Regions from separate parts of the Homo sapiens genome. Here region 1 is linked to region 2. A link is an interaction called in ENCODE POLR2A ChIA-PET data of the cell type or tissue named here. Cell type or tissue: endothelial cell of umbilical vein. All regions are shown on one strand. Region 1 overlaps ARHGAP10 (Rho GTPase activating protein 10). Region 2 overlaps NR3C2 (nuclear receptor subfamily 3 group C member 2).

Region 1 (2,500 bases), 210 kb after region 2:
TGAGTGGAGCTGAGATTTCAACTCCAGGAATTCCACTTTAGAGCCTACTATGCCATATTATACTAAACTGTCTATGGAATGTCCAATTAAATGTCATATAAGGAGCCCAGCCTAGTGCCTGGCACACAATCATCTTTCAATCAGTGTTAGCTATTATAATTATTATTGCTCCCAATTTTATCTTGAGAGATACAAAAAAGACAGCTCTAAAAGCTTTATTTTACAAAGAAAAAATACATAGTGAGCACTAGCTCAAGGCAAAAAACCAAGCCCATATATACCCAAACTACCCTCTCCCCTCAAGAAAAGGCACCTGATGGTGCCTTCCCTGGAGCCGACCTACACATACGCCACCACACTCGCCCTCTCATTCTTTCCTTCCTATCTTCCCTTCCAAGTAGTCTTGTTGTTCCTGGGAATATAAACAACCTAAAAATGCAATGAAGAATAGGGTGATATTCTTCATCATCATTTTTTATTCTGCAAATACTGATTGAATGCCAAGTTCTAAACACTAAGCTAGGCTCCGAGGAGCTCTCTTTGCAGCTCCGCATCTCCAGATGCTTGGGCAGAAAATTTCAGAGTGGGCAGGACCTCAGAGGCCTGCTTTCTTCCACCTCAATCCCATCCCTAACATGAACATGTTCTCATTATTATAAATATTACGAAGTTCTTCTTTCTAGTGAATCAAAAACTCACCTCATGGCAAGTACTGCTCACTTGTACTCAGTATGCTTTCTCAGACAACACAGAATAAATCTATGCACACTTTATATTGGAGCCCTTCAATTTTCCCCAGTGCTTTGTCTATACTGGGCACTAAAATGATGCAGAATGACTCTCTCCTAAATTTGCTCTTATCAAACCACTCTGGTCCCAAGGGAAAATACAATCTACCATTTACAGAGCCACATGACAGCAGAAGCTTCCAATGCCACAGCTAAAGAAAAACAGAATAAGGAAGACAATGTCATTATTATTTTCCTTCTCTCCTTAAAGGAAAGAGAAAGGAAGACAGAAAGTTTCCTGTGCTTTTAAAGTCTCTTTTTAAACACTCCAGAAAATGCAAAGCCCTGCTGAGAAGAAGAAAAAAAAAAAAAAACCACACACAAAACAGTAAAGTTTTCATAGCAATGCCAAACAAGTCAACATTCATGAAAACTGGGGATGGGGGGGAGTCTGAAAATTTGTCAAATATTCTTGCTATGGGATTTTGACTTCTACACTGAACAGTCAATACTCAGGCAGACACAAAGCTTTTAGAAACTTTGCAGCTTTATTATTGCTGCTGCTATTGTTGTTGTTGTTTAAGACATTTATTTTTCTCTCACATAAAAACTAGTGCTGCCTAGCAACCCAGTGCCAGCAAAGCTAAATCAAGAAGCATTTTTGGCTAGATGTTTTTTAAAGAGATTTCTTTTTCCCATTAAATGGCAAGCATGCTGTAAGACTGGAAGACTCTTGCACTTGATGGAAAATGGTTTGGATATTACTCACTCAATCTCTTTATATATTAAAGAATGACAGAGACCAACCTACGGAAGAGGGATAGGACATATATTGTGTTTGTAGCCACAGGAATGAAGCAGTGGATACTCCTCATCAAAAACAGCCCACATGTGGCTGTCACTGGGACAGCAGCAAGTTGAGACTGAATGGGAATCCAATTACACCAATGAACCTAGGAGCACCAATGCATTCTACTGATCGTGGCAAAGAGAGGTAGATGCAGGTCATAAAGTTGGTTGCAGGGTTAACAAGAGTGAAACAACACAGTGTGATACTCCTCTATATGTGCACGTAACATTATTCTGGTGATTACATTGGACACTGCTATGGTCTGACTGCATCCCTCAGAGTTCATATGTTGAAAACATAATCCTCAATGTAATAGTGTTGAGAGATGTGAGCTTTAAGAGGTCATTAGGTCATGAGGTCCCTGCCCTCACAAATGGATTCATGTTATCTCAGGCATAGGTTTGTAATCAAGAGAGTTCGTTAGAAAAGCAAGTTTGGCCCTCACTCACTTGCACATGCACTCTGTCTGTCACTCCTTTTTCACATGTTCTCTTGTCCTTCTGCCATGAGATGATGCATCAAGAAGGCCCTTGGCAGATGCAGCTCATCAACCTTGGGCTTTCCAGCTTATGCAACTGTAAGAAATGAAATCTCTGTTCCTTCAAAATTACCCAGTCTCAAGTATTGTTATAGCAACACAATACAGACTAAGACATATGGGAAACACATATGCCCTTCTCCCTACTGCTCTGTCTAGGCTCCTCCGTGACTGGAGGACACACACTACTCGGGGACTTTGAAGCACATGTTACAAACAAGGATAAATCAAAGTGCCATGAAGACACCTCTGGGCAGTACAAGGCCATCAGCCATTTCAACAAAGCAAGACCACCACAATGGCCTCCACTGTCACACCAAAAAAAAGACACATTCTACCACAATCCCTATTACAAAGGCTAAAATGCTTATTACAAAGTTATAA
Region 2 (2,500 bases):
ACCATATGATAGGCCGTAAAACAAGCCTCAATAAATTTAAGAAAATTGAAATTATATCAAGCACTCTCTCAGACCACAGTGGAATAAAATTGGACGTCAACTCCAAAAGGAACCTTCAAAACCATACAAATACATGGAAATTAACCTGCTCCTGAATGAGCATTGGGTCAAAAACAAAATCAAGATGGCAATTTAAAAATTCTTCAAACTGAATTGACAGTAATGACACAACCTATCAAAACCTCTGAGATACAGCAGAGGCAATGCTGAGATGAAAGTTCATAGCCCTGAATGCCTACATCAAAAAGTCTGAAAGAACACAAACAATCTAAGGTCACAACTCAAAGAAGTAGAGAAACAAGAACAAACCAAACCCAAACCCAGCAGAAGAAAAGCAATAACCAAGATCAGAGCAGAACTAAATGAAATTGAAACAAACAAACAATACAAAAGATAAATGAAACAAAAAGCTGGTTCTTTGAAAAGATAAATAAAATTGATAGACCATTAGCAACATTAACCAAGAAAAGAAGAGAGAAAATCCAAATAACCTCACTAAGGAACAAAATAGGAGATATTAAAACTGACACCACTGAAATACAAAAGATCATTCAAGGCTACTATAAACACCTTTACACACATAAACTAGAAAACCTAGAAGAGATGGATAAAATCTTGGAAAAATACAATCCTCCTGGCTTAAATCTGGAAGAATTAGATACCTTGAGCAGACCAATAACAAGCAGATTAAAATGGTAACTAAAAAGACTGAAATGGTAACTAAAAAATTGTCAACAAAAAAAAGTCCAGGACCAGATGGATTCACAGCAGAATTCTATCAGACATTCAAAGAATTGGTACCAATCCTTTTGACACTATTCCACAAGACAGAGAAAGAAGGAACCCTCCCTAATTCATCACCCTAATACCAGAACCAGGAAAGAACATAACCAAAAAAAGAAAACTACAGACTGATATCGCCGATGCACATAGATGCTAAAATTCTTAACAAAATACTAGCTAACCGAATCCAACAACATATCGAAAAGATAATCCACCATGATCAAGTGGGTTTCATACCAGGCATGCAGGGATGCTTTAACATATGCAAGTCAATAAATGTGATATGTTACATAAACAGAATTAAAAACAAAAAAATCACATGATCATCTCAATAGATGCAAAAAATGCATTAGACAAAATCCAGCATCGCTTTTTGATTAAAACTCCCAGCTGGGCATACTGGCTCATGCCTGTAATGCCAACACTTTGGGAGACTGAGGTGGGAGGATCACCTGAGATTAGGAGCTCAAGAGCAGCCTGGCCAACATGGCAAAACCCCGTCTCTACTAAAAATACAAAAATTAGCCAGGGGTGGTGGCGCGCACCTGTAGTCTCAGCTACTTGGGGAGGCTGAGGCAGGAGAATCGCATGAACCCAGGAGGCGGAGGTTGCAATGAGCCAAGATCGCGCCACTGCACTCCAGCCTGGGTAGCAAGGTGAGATTCCATCTCAAAAAAAAAAAAAAAAAACTCAGCAAAATCGGCATACAAGGTATATACCTTAATGTAATAAAAGCCTTCTGTGAGAAACCCACAGCCAACATGATACTGAATCGGGAAAAGTTGAAAGCATTCCCTCTGAGAACTGGAACAAGACAAGGATGCCCACTGTCACCACTCCTCTTCAACATAGTACTGGAAGTCCTAGCCAGAGCGATCAGACAAGAGAAAGAAATAAACAGTATCCAAATTAGTAAAGAGGAAGTCAGACTGTCACTGTTTGCTGATGATATGATCGTTGACCTTGAAAACCCTAAGGACCCCCCTAGAAACCTCCTAGAACTGATAAAAGAATTCAGCAACGTCTCCGGATACAAGAATAATGTACAGAAATCAATAACTCTTCTATACACCAACAGCAACCAAGCAGAAAATGAAATCAAGAACTTATCCCCTTTTACAATACCTGCAAAAAATATAAAATCAAATGTGTAGGAATATACCTAAGAAAGGAGTCTAAAGACCTCTACAAGGAAGACTACAAAACACTGCTGAGAGTGTTTTGAAAGAAATCATAGACAACACAAACAAATGGAAACACATCCCATGCTCATGGTTGGGTAGAATCAATATTGTGAAAATGACCATACTGCCAAAAGCAATCTACAAATTCAACGCAATCCCCATCAGAATACCACCATCATTCTTCGCAGAATTAGAAAAAAATAATTCTGAAATTCATATGGAACTAAAAAAGAGCCTACATAGACAAAGCAAGACTAAGCAAAAAGAACAAACCTGGAGACATCCCATTACCTGATTTCAAACTATACTGTAAGGCCATAGTTACCAAAACAGTGTAGTACCGGTATAAAAATAGGTACATAGACCATTGGAACGTAGTAGAGAACCCAGAAATAAACCCAGATACTTAGAGCCAACTGATCTTTGACAAATAAACAAAAACATAAGATAGGGAAAGGACATTTCAACAAATG

The links. Peaks named below come from ENCODE experiments on the same cell type or tissue, not always from the same donor. Only the 100,000 strongest peaks of a DNase experiment are listed, where the experiment ranks them.
Region 1: POLR2A ChIA-PET joins it to region 2 with 5 read pairs; 2 of 35 experiments call an interaction of 5 or more read pairs at or near these places.

The regions. Positions count from the first base shown.
Region 1 is chr4:147,975,144-147,977,643 of GRCh38, reverse strand. The region is part of intron 18 of ARHGAP10 (Rho GTPase activating protein 10); the gene reads right to left. Among named protein-coding and RNA genes, the nearest start is that of MIR4799, 190 kb to the right of the region's middle. In endothelial cell of umbilical vein, no CTCF peak of the experiment used is centred here; DNase peaks (open chromatin) are centred at 1,083 and 1,383.
Region 2 is chr4:148,187,960-148,190,459 of GRCh38, reverse strand. All of the region lies in intron 4 of NR3C2 (nuclear receptor subfamily 3 group C member 2), which reads left to right. Among named protein-coding and RNA genes, the nearest start is that of NR3C2, 250 kb to the left of the region's middle. In endothelial cell of umbilical vein, no CTCF peak of the experiment used is centred here; no DNase peak of the experiment used is centred here.